Linked DNA regions of Homo sapiens: region 1 is linked to region 2. Evidence: chromatin contacts called from ENCODE Hi-C or POLR2A ChIA-PET data. All regions are on one chromosome and are shown on one strand. Each heading gives the region's core, a stretch centred on a gene start or an enhancer-like site at or near the end of the contact. The rest is flanking DNA. Distances are from core to core; before and after follow the strand shown.

Evidence for each region. Hi-C counts contacts between places; a loop is a spot of excess contacts on that map. ChIA-PET counts read pairs that join two places held with the same protein, here RNA polymerase II (POLR2A). Pooled maps may share reads with other maps.
Region 1: a loop to region 2 is called in a map of gastrocnemius medialis, with 2.3 times the contacts of the local background. The contact joins two enhancer-like sites. A Hi-C loop is called at or near these places in 105 of 168 maps with a recorded cell type or tissue (A673, B cell, CD14-positive monocyte and 58 more), 37 of 37 single-sample maps with no recorded cell type and 48 of 50 pooled maps. POLR2A ChIA-PET finds 5 or more read pairs at or near these places in 29 of 52 experiments (AG04449, AG04450, B cell and 24 more).

The regions. Positions count from the first base shown.
Region 1 is chr22:20,462,774-20,469,892 of GRCh38, reverse strand. It overlaps KLHL22 (kelch like family member 22), which reads left to right. Exons shown (of 7, transcript NM_032775.4): 4 at 4,317-5,035. The region is part of intron 1 of LOC124905085 (a long non-coding RNA gene); the gene reads right to left. Among named protein-coding and RNA genes, the nearest start is that of SCARF2, 29 kb to the right of the region's middle. RefSeq lists an enhancer at 5,478-5,667. Within about 2 kb of position 5,557, at least 6 of the 41 ENCODE cell types and tissues checked have a DNase peak (open chromatin) inside an H3K27ac peak, as active enhancers do.
Region 2 is chr22:20,416,111-20,422,819 of GRCh38, reverse strand. It overlaps the pseudogene RNU6-225P. Among named protein-coding and RNA genes, the nearest start is that of SCARF2, 18 kb to the left of the region's middle. RefSeq lists an enhancer at 1-2,049. Within about 2 kb of position 4,484, at least 6 of the 41 ENCODE cell types and tissues checked have a DNase peak (open chromatin) inside an H3K27ac peak, as active enhancers do.

The DNA of each region.
Region 1 (7,119 bases), core at 4,308-6,807, 46 kb before region 2:
GAGTTGACAGTCACCTCTTCCCACATTTCTTAAAAGTGAAACAAAATGCTATGCTAAGTTCATCATTCTGACCTTTCTTCCCATGAGAGCAGGTTTGACGCAATTAAAAAAAAACAACTCAAGTCACAGGAAAACCAACCTGTTCGGGGGCATGTGGAGGTGCCACCCCATGTGACAGGGCCCTGGCAGCCTCCCTGTGCCCTGTTCTCAGATTGGTGGATAGGACCTGGATGCTGGGTGGGTTGATCTGAGATGACTGACTTGTCTCACCATACCTGCATGGTGAGTAGATGGAGTTGGCTTTTACAACAAAAGAATTTCCCCCTGTTCTTTTATTTAGAGATCTCTTCTGTCCCCACATCCCTGTCATTGTTGCTTTGGGAACCCTCATCCAATTCTCCACCCTGGCAGCAGTTAACTCCTGATTCAGCTGCCTCTGAAACATCTCCCCCAGCATGGCTCAGGTCCAGCTGTCCTATCTCCTCCTCCACACCTGCCACTCTCCCGGAGCTCCCCTGTCAGTCCCCCTGCTCTGTGTGTCCTGTGACCATCCTGCCAGTTCCCTGGGCTCAACCTCAGTGGCTCCTTGAGCCCGTCCACCTTCTTAATTCCCTGCGTCCATGTGAGGACAGGTCATCCTTCTCGGTATTGCTTGTAGCCATCTCTGTTCTGTGTTTCCATTTCCTTCCCTTTTGCCTGGCCTCCATCTGTATGTTTCTGCCATTTCTTTCTTCTCCCTGCAGTGATCACACACACTGAAACCAGATCATCTTTCTAACATCACTTTCCCTCTCTCACCAGTCAGCTTGGAGGCCTGCAGTCTCTCTCTGTTGGTTTGGCCAGTGCTCCCGACAGCCCTGGGTCATCTCCCCCAGTGCCTCAGAGGTCATCTCAGAGGCAGCAGCCTATCTTAGTTTTTTAACATATCAGGCTTCTGGGCCAGGCTTGGAGGTTCATGCCTGTAATCCCAGCACTTTTGGAGGCCAAGGTGAGAGGATTGCTTGAGGCCAGGAGTTTGAGATCAGCCTGGGCAACAAAGCGAGACCTCTACAGAAGCACTTTAAAAATAGCCGGGCATGGTGGCATGCACCTGTAGTTCCAGCTACTCGGGAGGCTGAGGTGGGAGAATCACTTGAGCCCAGGAGGTGGAGGCTTCAGTAAGCTGTGATCACCACACCACTACATGCCAGCTTATCTCAAAACAAAAAACAAACAAACAAAAAAAAACAGGCTTCTTCACAATATTGTTTTATAGCAGGTTTTACTTGGCATAACCATGTCAAGTCCATAGGCCTGTAGAATCATGTATGTTCACATAGCTAGTGACTTTTGGAGGCTTCCCCCATGTGTTGTGCCCTGCAGTAGGCCTGGGACCAGATTCTTCACGGTGTCCCCAGAGGCCTGAGTCTGATTCCCAGTAACACTGTCCTATTGGGTTACCCCAAGCAAATGCAGTCCCTTCTGTGAGCCTCGTATGGGGCTTTTGCACATCCTGAGCCCAGGCTGGTTCCTCTGTGAGATTTCACTGAACAGAAGGCCCACTGCTCTAAAAATAGGACTGAAAGGAGAGTCAGCAGGGTCCTCTCAAGGAGCTGCTGCTGCCCAGGCTTCTTCAGGGCTGTTTGTGCTCACATTCTGCCCAAAACTTGGTCTTCAGGACCCTGGCCCATGACAAACCAGAATTTTAGGAAAACCTAGTAGTTTGGGAAGAAGTGGCAAAGCAGAAGACTGGCAAAAAGGGAAAAAAGAAGGTCAAGTGAAGCTGGTCAGGGCCTAGCAAAGCACCATGGGGATACCTCATGTAGGGCACATACCTGCCTGACATTTGGTAGGTCTCATCCAGCTCTTAGCATGTCACCTTGCAAGCAATATTAGATGTCTTTTGAATTTTAAAAAAGTTATAGTTAGTGTTTATTGATAAGCTTTAAATACCTTGGCCGGGCGCCGTGGCTCACGCCTGTAATCCCAGCACTTTGGGAGGCCTAGGCGGGCAGATCACGAGGTCAGGAGATCGAGACCATCCTGGCTAACACGATGAAACCCCGTCTCTACTAAAAATACAAAAAATTAGCCGGGCGTGGTGGCGGGCGTCTGTTGTCCCAGCTACTTGGGAGGCTGAGGTGGGAGAATGGCGTGAACCCGGGAGGCGGAGCTTGCAGTGAGCCGAGATCGTGCCACTGCACTCCAGCCTGGGCAACAGAGTGAGACCCCATCTCAAAATAATAAATAAATAAATACATAAATACCAGCAGAATTATTCCATGTGTAATGGTTAATTTATTGATGATCCTGGATAAGCCAGGTATTCCCATTTTTAGAGAAACTGATTTATTGCATTGAACACATGGCTGGAGTTGGTAGCAAGGGGGTTCCCACAAGAGGGGACCCCACAGCATCCTGAAATGGAGCCGTTTTGGGATTCCAAAGAAAGAAGCATCAAACACCAGGGTGATCTGGCCAGAGCGTTTATTAGGGGAACTTATGTATAGAGTGATGTAGCATGTCCTCAAGACAGACAAGGGAAAAGAGAGGCTTTACCCAGGCTTGCCCACAGAGTGGGTTAGTGTATGGAGTTTCTATGAGGGTTTAAGGAATTTGTCTCAGGGCCAGAACCAGTTTTTCCTTCAGTGTTTTGGGTAACAACCTTGATGCCTTTATCAGTGCCTGGGAATGTTCAAGGGCCTGGTTTGGGTTCAAGCCTGCTGGGAGAACCTGCAGCTGTCTGGGTCACAGAGAGGTCAAGGTACTCGTCATTTTCAATCTGAACATGGAAAGAAAGGAGGTGGGCACTGGGGGGCCCCACTGAAACTCTAAAATCCTGCTTTCCTAAATAATTTATCAACACCTGGTTTGTTCTCCCAGGCAGTTTTCCCTAGGGCCCTTCCCTTTGTCTCCTATTCTCCCAAGATTTGGTTGTCTGTTCACAGGGTGGCCTTTAACAGCCTGCTGGTTGTGGCCTTGTTCCCACCTCCCTCCAGTGTCATTCTCTCTCTTGCCGTCCTTTCAAACCACTAGTGCTTCCCCATGGCTGGGAAGGGTTGATATGGCCACCTGGGAGCCCCTGCACTTACTGGAGTCAAGTGGGTCTTGACCCAGCTGGGAACCTCAAGAACCCTGAGTCAGGGATCACTTGAGCCCAGAAGCTTGAGACTTCGGTGAGCTATGATCTTGCCATGGCACTGCAGCCTGGGCAACAGAGCAAGACCCTGTCTCAAATTTTAAAAAGAAAAAAGAAAAATAATTCTAAATCAGGTTCCTGGGTGGGTATTGGTTAGGTGTCTGAGAGGCTCTGAGCACTTCTAGGGAACCAGGGTGGATGTTCTGGCGGGGGAAAAAGCCAGGTTTGTTTCTGGTCCCAGCGCTTTTGGAGAGGCAGGCTCTTCCAGAGAATCCTAGGGTAGGGATGGGGATGGTCTTAGGTCCTTTCCAAACCACAGATATATGACACAGTGACCATTTGTGCTGCTTCCTGCTTTTCTGGAGAGCCAGTACTTCTTTTTTTTTTTTTTTTTTTTTTTTTAGACGGAGTCTCGCTCTGTCACCCAGGTTGGAGTGCAATGGCGCGATCTCGGCTCACTGCAACCTCCGCCTCCTGGGTTCCAGCGATTCTCCTGCCTCAGCCTCCTGAGTAGCTGGGATTACAGGCGCGCGCCACCACGCCCAGCTAATTTTTGTATTTCTAGTAGAGACGGTGTTTCACCATGTTGGTCAGGCTGGTCTCAAACTCCTGACCTCGTGATACACCCACCTTGTCCTCCCAAAGTGCTGGGATTATAGGCATGAGCCACCGCACCCGGCCGAGCCAGTACTTTTGATCTAAGAGGGAACTGACATATATCAAGGGTCCACTCCTATGTGCTCTCTCATTTTCATCATGTTCCTCTTCACTTTAATGATCCCCGTTTTATAGATGAGGAGACTGAGGCTTAGAGAGGTTAAAAACATTCTGTACGGGAGGCTGAGGCAGGAGAATCATTTCAACCCGGGAGGGGGAGGTGTTAGTGAGCCGAGATTCTGCCACTGCACTCCATTCTGGGCAACAAGAGCGAAACTTTGTCTCAAAGAAAAGCAAAACAAAACCAAAAAAAAACATGCTGTATATCCTGTCACCCAGTATGTTTCCAAACCAGGACTTAAACCTAGTCTGCAGTAAGCCCCAGTCTCCAGTGTGTCAGAAAAGGTCGGGGACAATTAAGGAGGACTTCCCTTCTGCTTTGCCTGGCCCACAACAGCCCGTATTTCTGCCATCATTCTCTCTCCCACCCCCAGATGCTGTTCACCAGCCCAGGCTTGAATGGGTGTCATTCTCTCTGCAGATCCCAGAAATTATCCATTTCTGCTGTGATTTCCTCATGTCCTGGGTGGACGAAGAGAACATTCTCGATGTCTACCGGCTGGCAGAGCTGTTTGACTTGAGCCGCCTGACTGAGCAACTGGACACCTATATCCTCAAAAACTTTGTGGCCTTCTCTCGGACTGACAAGTACCGCCAGCTTCCATTGGAGAAGGTCTACTCCCTCCTCAGCAGCAATCGCCTGGAGGTCTCCTGCGAGACCGAGGTATATGAGGGGGCCCTTCTCTACCATTATAGCCTGGAGCAGGTGCAGGCTGACCAGATCTCGCTGCACGAGCCCCCAAAGCTCCTTGAGACAGTGCGGTTTCCGCTGATGGAAGCTGAGGTCCTGCAGCGGCTGCATGACAAGCTGGACCCCAGCCCTTTGAGGGACACAGTGGCCAGCGCCCTCATGTACCACCGGAACGAGAGCCTACAGCCCAGCCTGCAGAGCCCGCAAACGGAGCTGCGGTCGGACTTCCAGTGCGTTGTGGGCTTCGGGGGCATTCACTCCACGCCGTCCACTGTCCTCAGCGACCAGGCCAAGTATCTAAACCCCTTACTGGGAGAGTGGAAGCACTTCACTGCCTCCCTGGCCCCCCGCATGTCCAACCAGGGCATCGCGGTGCTCAACAACTTCGTATACTTGATTGGAGGGGACAACAATGTCCAAGGATTTCGAGCAGAGTCCCGATGCTGGAGGTAGGACAGGGTGCTAGCTGGTCCCTTTGTCTTCAGGTGATGAGAGGGTGTGGAAGTCATGGGCTGAGAGAGCTGGTCAGGTTCCCCCCAGCCTTTCACATGAGCATCACTTGCCATTGTGGAATGAAGTCTAGGTGAATTCAGAGAAGGTGGACAGCAGTGAGATAAGAGAAGGGGACATGTGGATCGCCTTCTTTCCTGCATGTCCCCTACTCCTCAGAAACCCACTTACCCTGGACCCTTGCTCAGCCTCTTTGGGGTAGGCTAGGTTGCGAGTGCATTGTGCAGGAGGAGACGGGAGGGGAGAGGAGCCCACAGCAGGAAAGGCAGTCGGACTGGGATGGAGAGGACCTAGGAGCAGTGCCAGCTGAGCAGCCTCGCCCTCCATCATGCTCTCTCTGAGCTTTGATGCATGTTGTTTCAGTTTCCCTTCACCAGTCAGCTTTGCTCTTCTCTCTTACCTGCTTGCTAATGGTGGAACAGGCTTCCTGCTGCTGTGCCTGAGCAGCATGCGGTCTTCAGCCCAGGGGCGTGGTAAAGGCCAACAAGCATCACCGAGCCTCATGCTACATTTCCGCTCTGCCCTGCAGTCTGCCACGCACTTGGCACAATTTCCCCTGGGAAGAGGCAGTTTTCCCAAGAGAGAGTTTTGTGGACTGCTGTGGTCCGTAGGATGCGCCTGGCTCCATCAGTCACTTAGGCTGTGATCTCACAAATCCATTTCTGGGCAGAGCAAGGGACAGTGGTTCAGGCCCACAAGACTCAGCTACCATTAGATTTCCAGGGACCCCTCCACCTTACCTTGGTGCATGTGAGAAATCTCCCTACCCTTCATGCTGAAAGATGGAGCTGTGTTGGAGAGAGAGAGATTGCCAACTATTTCCAGCAGCCATGAGCTAGATGCTGACTGAGTTCATGTTCATGTTTCTATTTTCTGGGGTCAGGGTGGGGTAGGGCCTGGCCTGGCCATGCCACTTGGAATCAAGCATAGTGATCCTGGCCAAGGAGGAGAAGGCCATTTCTCAGCGACCTCTCTACTGCTGGCCCCAGGAAGTGATCTCCTTTGTTAAGCTGATGAGACTCAGAGGTTGGCAATAACACATTGTGGTTAAATATGAGGAAGGGCAGGTTTCAGAAAAAAGGAAACAGCTACCTTCATTTCCTCTCTAAACAAAGTTGTGCCCCCAGTGGGTGTGGCCACACTAGGTTTAGACTTCCCTTTGGCCAAACCTTAAACCTTCTTTTTTAGGGGGCTCGGTTTCCCAGTTGGGGGGCCAAGGCCAGACCACCCTGCTGAGAGTAACCTACAGACCTGCAAAGCCAATCTCTCCAGAGTGTTTTGGCTTCTGGCCCTTAGCAGAAGGTAGAGACAGCTGTGTGCTTGGCAGTAATGCTGGATGTTTCCACAGAGCTGTCCCTAGGGGGGTGACAGCTTGGGATTCTGCCTGCCCCTGTCCTCTGTCCACCTGCTATGGGCCATTGATCTCACTTTCACTTAAAGTAGGAGTCTGAATTTCCCCTTGTGAAGGGGTGTGAGACCAAAGCTGAACTCTGGGTAATGCTAATATTAGACCCTGTAACCAATAACCAGTCCCAAACTCCTGTCTGAGAGTAGGATCACAATGGCAAGTGGGGTCGGCAAGACCTGCCTTGAGAGAGTAGGTATCCACAGAGTGGAGGTGGCAGGAAGGACCACAGCCCTACTGGTTAACCCAGGGATGTATCATCTCTCCAGAATGAAGGCATCATTAACCTTCCAGTGGACTCAAAACTTCCAGATGAATCCTTAATTTGAATATTCTAAGATTTGGTTCTTTCTCTGCTTTCTCATTTCATCAGCCTTAGAACTGGTGAATTCTAAAAGCTATAGGCTTTTAGAATATAAGGAAACAAGATTTTGCAGTAAATTAGGCTTTGCATTTTGAGGAGTTATTACTTACCAGGTTATATCTTAAAGCATTGGTGCAGAAACCGCATATTTAAAAACCTTTCCTCTCTTGGAGCAAATGGTGTTTGTCTCCAATATACTACTTTTTCTCTTTCATTCCTTCTTTCTTTGCATCTATATTATCTGCATCATTCCT
Region 2 (6,709 bases), core at 3,235-5,734:
GGATGGGGACCACAGGACCCACATCTGGTAGCGATTGAGGAGGAAAAATTATGAGTGGTGGAAAACGCAAATATTTTTTGTAGCACAGAGCACAATGGAGTGGGAGGAATGTGGGGACCAGGCCCAGCCTGGTGGTTACAAGCAGACGCAGGCCACAGCACACAGAGGCCTGCAGACACTAACCCTACGCCGCATGCACGCTCCTCTAGACTCAGAAACACCAACACAGACACACAGCCCGAAACGCAGACATGCACACACAAAGCCAGCAGAATCTCAGAAACACAGAGACGGCACACACACTGCAACAGACGCCCACACAGCACTGGGCCCAGAGGAACACAGCCACTCACCTGCCAACACACACACACACACGACACTCCATCAGACAGAAACACTCACTCTCCAACACACACACACAACCCACCGCTCACAGAGACAGACGCGCTGTGACACACACACAGCCAGCCCACTACTATGGAGGACACTCAACCCACACCACGCACATAAAAATGGAAAAAAAGACTCACTCTGCAACATACAACATGTATCACCAGACACAGAAACACCAAGACAGAGACTCATTGCAGCACACACACCATAGGCCACATAGAAACCACAAGATAGACACAACCCTGCGACACACACACTTCACCAAAGTCAGAAGCAGATATATATCATACAAAATACACGTGCGGCCGGGTACGGTGGCTCACGCCTGTAATTCTAGCACTTTGGGAGGACGAGGCAGGCGGTTCACTTGAGATCAGGAGTTCAAGACTAGCCTGGCCAACATGGTGAAACCCTGTCTCCACTAAAAATACAAAAAATTAGCTGGGTGTGGTGGCAGACGCCTGTAATCCCAGCCACTCAGGAGGCTGAGGCAGAAGAATCGATTGAACCCGGGAGGCGGAGGTTGCAGGTGAGCTGAGATCACACCACTGCACTCCAGCCTGGCGACAGAGTGAGACTCTGTTTCAAACAAACAAACACACAAAAAAACACACACCTGCACACGACCCGACACACTCAGATACTGAGACAAACACATTCCCTGCAACACACACAAACACACAATCCATGATACACCGACAAAAGAGACACTCATCCTGCAGACACACATCTTCCACCAGATACACGGAAACATGAGAGAAACACATTAAACACACTACCTGCAGCACATAGCTCACCACCAGACAGAAATGCAGACAGGCTGGGTGCAGTGACTCACGCCTGTTAATCCCAGCACTTTGGGAGGCCGAGGCAGGCAGATCACTTGAGATCAGGAGTTTAAGACCAGCCTGGCCAACATGGTGAGACCGCATCTCTACTAAAAATACAAAAAATTAGCCGGGCGTGGTGGCATGCGCCTGTAATCTCAGCTACTTGGGAGGCTGAGCTGGGAGAATTGCTTAAACCTGGGAGGCAGTGTTTGCAGTGAGTGGAGATCGCATCACTGCGCTCCAGCCTGGGCGACAGAGCGAGACTCTGTCTCAAAAAAAAGAAGAAGAAGAAAAAAAAGAAATGTAGACACAGATATGCACCCTGCACCCCCCACATCACACTCACAGAACACACCTCATCCTGCAAAACACACACACACACACACACACACACCCTCTGACACACAGAAACACCAAGAGACCCTCACTCTGCAACCATAGACACCTTCCACCAGACACAGAGAAACAGCAACTTATACAACCTGCAACACACACATGTGCCACCAGAGCCGACTAAATACTGAGACACACACATCAGCCAACACACAGAAGTGTAACCATCCTACCGACAGATGGCATACACAGCATCCATGCCCTACTAAGCATGGAGGCGGGCACCCACCCTAAGATGCACTCACTGCACTAGAAACAGATCATGAGGCCCAGCGTGGTGGCTCACGCCTGTCATCCCCACACTCAGGAAAGCCAAGGCAGGAGGCGCACTTGAGCACGGGAATTCGGATAGTATCTGTGGTCTTTCACCCTGCAGATACACACACAGACATGCCACCAGGCACACAGAAACACCAAGACACAGTGGGAACACGCACACTGGAACACACAAACTCCTACACACACAGGAGAACGCGGAGGCCGCTGGCAGTACTGAAATTCATCTCAGCCCTGGGTTCCAGGGAAATGGTGCTCACTGAGAAATTGCCTCTTCCTTTGCGTTCTGAGAAATAGTGAGACCAGAAGGAGCACTTTGCCCTTGTCCATTCTAAGACCCCGCCTCCAGCCTTCCACATGAGTCTCTTATTTACCAGGCCCCTCCTTCCTCATTAGTGAGTTTTCTTCCCATAGCAGTAGCCTGAATAAAGTCATCTCTTTATGTGTCTGGTGCATTCCCCCCACAGTCTTTGTGCCTTGACCTGGCATGGGTTGGACTTACCTTCCCATCCCCAATGACTGCAAGCAGGTGGTGAGCCCTCTCTGAGACCCGCAAGCCGCCCCTGACTGGCCATCAGGGTGGGGGACCTTCAGTGAGTATGACCCCTGGTTGTGTGCTCCTGGCTTTTGTCCGTTGGTGGCATAGTGACAACTTTATTTTGATTCTTTCAGTTTCATGGTCTGAACATTTGGTGGTCTCTTTAAACAGATTGGTGGTTTATAGACGTCTTGTCTCTGTTGGGTGAGAGACGACAGTGTGTGGTTTGAGAGTCTTTTCTGTTTGTTCATTTGTTTAATTGAGTTTAGTTAAAAATTTGGGCTAAGATTGGTGGCTCACATCTATAATCCCAGTGCTTTGGGAGGCTGAGGTGGGAGGATCACTTGAGGATAGGAGTTCAAAACCAGCCTGGAAAACATAGCAACCCCCATCTCTAAAAAAAAAAAAAAAAAAAAAAAAATTAAAAATTTAGCCAGGCACGGTGGTGGTGTGCACCTGTAGTCCCAGCTACTCCAGAGGTTGAGGTGGGAGGATCCCTTGAGCCCAGGAGTCTGAGGCTCACCACTGTACTCCAGCCTGGGTGACAGAGTGAGAACCTGTCTCTAAAAAATCCAAGAATTTGTCCCCAGTGGGAAGATGGTTTGGAGATGTGATCAGCCACATCCATGGATGGAGCTGTGCTGTCATTTAGGTAGGTTGGATTGGCTGTCATATGCATAGGTAAGCGACACACCCAACAGTTAGTATGCTTGAAAATAGGCCTGTTCCTTGGGTGGGGCTAACATGCAGAGGATTGGTAAAGCCTCCTGAGAGGGCGGTGGGGTCAGGGCTGGGGTTAGGAGGGCAGAGGTCAGGGCTAGGGTTAGGAGGGCAGCCTGTAAGAGTTGAAAACAAGTTAGTGAATTTGTGGTGGTTGGGCTGCCAGGGAGGAAGAGGAGTGGGAAGGGTGGGAGGAAGGCCTTTGACAGGGGTACAGTAGGAAGCAGGGTGTAGAGGAGTCAACCTGGGGCCAGTTCAGTTGTTGTGTGGACGGTGGACAGGGGTCATCTATCTTCGGGTGAGGTCATTGTCTCCATGAGTCCAGCTGCAGGGCTGAGGTCACTCACCTGGTAAAGAAGCTGGTTGGGGTGAGCTCCTGGGCCTCCCTGAGTCTGCAGTGACCTTCGCCCAATAATGGACCTCGAGACATAACCACAGCACTGTGGTTGGACAGTGCCAGTGAAGAAGCCATTGTCCTGCTGTCACATTGGGGATACCGTAATTCCAAAGCTGCCTGCTGCACACACCCCACCAGAGGTATTCCAGCGGCTGCTTCCTATTAATAGTCTGACGTGCATTGTGAGGGGCAAAATGTGCACACATGACACTCATTCGAGAGCCTCAGCAGTGGGCATTCCAATTACACTGCTGCTTCCCGTGTGTGTGTGTGTGTGTGTGTGTGTGTGTGTGTGTGTGTGTGTGTCGGGGGGGCTCCTTTATGAGTTAATTTTTTTTCTGAAACAAAAAAAATTGCTTAAATTACTTATTTGGCCAGGCGCAATGGCTCACGCCTGTAATCCCAGCACTTTGGGAGGCCAAGGAGGGTGGATCACTTGAGGTCAGGAGTTCAAGACCTGCCTGGTCAACATGGTGGAACCCCGTCTCTACTAATAACACAAAAATTACCCGGGCGTGGTGGCGCCTGCCTGTAATCCCAGCTACTCACTGCAACCTCCGCCTCCCGGGCTCCAGCGGTCCTCGTCCCTCAGCCTCCCGGTATTTGCTGGTTTTAGAGGCGGAGTCTCGGCAGGTCGACCCGGCTGGAGCGCAGAGGCTATTCCCAGGCGCGATGCCACTACTGACGCGCTCCGTTTCCAACTGGGGCTGCCTCGCCCCTCCCTAGGCGGCCTGGTGGCAGAGGCCACCATACTGATGCCGGCTTCAGTGAGGACCTGGATCGGCACAGCGCACTGCAGCGCAGAACTCCCGGTCACGCGATTCTCCTGCCTGGGCCTCCCGAGCAGCTGGGACCGCAGGCACGCGCGGCGCCGGCCCTTGGAGCTCAGAACCGCCTTTCGGACTGCATCCGGCACCAGGCAGCCAGCGGCTAGTGGGGGCCATGGAATCGTGCTGCCATCTGGCGGCTGGATGGGTAGCTGCTGCTTTTTTTTTTTTTTTTTTTCTTCTTTTTGAGGCACGGCCTCACTCTGAGGCCCAGGCTGGACGCAGTCACTCAATAACCGCTCACTGCAGCCTCCATCCCCCGGGCCCAAGACATCCTTCCATCTCAGCCTCCGAAAGTGCTGAGATTACAGGTGTGAGCCACCGCACCGGGCCGGTGCCACCTTTTTTTTTTCTTTTGAAACAGAGTATCCACTTTATCGCCCAGGCTGGAGTGCAGTGGCGCAATCTTGGCTCACTGCAACCTCTGCCTCCCAGGTTCAAGCGATTCTCCTGCCTTAGCCTACAGAGTAGCTGGGATTACAAGCGCGTACCACCAAGCCCGACTAATTTTTGTATTTTTAGTAGAGACGGGGTTTCACCATGTTGGCCAGGCTGGTCTCGATCTCCTGACCTCAAGTGATCTGACCACCTCGGCCCACCGAAGTGCTGGGATTACAGGCATGAGCCACCACGCCCGGCCGGTAGCATCTTTGAAGAGCCTAAACAAGTGGGGGTAACAGCCTGGGGGAACTTCGGCGCAGTTCTGTTTGTGCGGCCCGGTGGGGCCTGCTACGGGGATGTGGTGTCCCAGGCCCAGATTATCCCCCAAAGTAGGCATAGCCAGGTGAGGACAGCCAGAAGTCAGCGACAAATACTGTGCAGTTCCATGTATGTGGAGTATCTAGAGGAGTCAAATTCGTAGAGACAGGCGGGGCGAGGTGCCTCACGCCTGTAATCCCAGCACTTTGGGAGGCGGAGGTGAGTGAACCACCTGAGGTCAGGAGTTTGACACCAGCCTGGCAAAAATACCAAAAATACAAAATTTACCAAAAATACAAAAATTAGCCGTATGTGGTCGTGTGTGCCTGTAATCCTAGCTACTTGGGAGGCTGAGGGAAGAGAATCACTTGGACCCGGGAGACAGAGTAGCGGTGAACCAAGATTGCGCCACTGCCACGGCACTGCACTCCAGCCTGGGTGACGAGCAAAACTTTGCCTCAAAGAAAACAAATGAACAAAAACAAAACAAAACAAAAAAATTAGCAGGGCATGGTGATGTGTGCCTGTAGTCCCAGCTACTTGGGAGGCTGAGGCAGGAGAATCGTTTGAACCCGGGAGGCAGAGGTTGCAGTGAGCCGAGATCACGCCACTGCACTCCAGCCTGGGCGACAGAGCAAGACTCCATCTCAAAAAAAAAAAAAAAAAAGAAAAAAAATTCTGTAGAAACAGAAGGTGGAACCGTGGTTACCACGGGCTGGGAGGTATGGGAATTAGTGTTTAATAGGAATGCAGAGTTTCAGTTTCGGGTGATGAAAAGATTCTAGAAATAGATGGCAGTGAATGTACTTAATGTCACTAAACCGTGCACTTAAAAATGATTAAAATAGTGCTCGCTTCGGCAGCACATATACTAAAATCAGAACGATAGAAGTTTCTCATGGCCTCTGCCCAAGGGTGACACGCAAATGTGTGAAGCGTTCCATATTTTTATTTTTATTTTTTATTATTTATTTATTTATTTATTTTGAGACGGAGTCTCGCTCTGTCACCCAGGCTGGAGTGCAGTAGCACAATCTCGGCTCACTGCAAGCTCTGCCTCCGAGGGTCATGCCATTCTCCTGCCTCAGCCTCCCGAGTAGCTGGGACTACAGGCGCCCGCCACCACGCCCGGCTAATTTTTTGTATTTTTAGTAGAGACGGGGTTTCACCATGGTCTTGATCTCCTGACCTCATGATCCACCCGCCTCGGCCTCCCAAAGTGCTGGGATTACAGGTGTGAGCCACCGCACCCAGCCAAAGTGTTCCATATTTTTAAACAGATATATAGACCAATGGAACAGAACAGGGACCTCAGAAATAACACCACATATCTACAACCATCTGATCTTTGACAAACCTGACAAAAACAAGAAATGGAAAAAGGATTCCCTGTTTAATAATGGTGCTGGGAAAACCGGCTAGCCACAAGCAGAAAACAGAAACTGGACCCCTTCCTTATACCTTATACAAAAATTAACTCAAAATAGATTAAAGACTTAAATGTAAAACCCAAAAACCGTAAAAACCCTAGAAGAAAACCTAGGCAATACCATTCAGAACATAAGCATGGGCAAAGACTTCATGACTAAAACACCAAAAGCAATGGCAACAAAAGCCAAAATTGACGCATGGAATC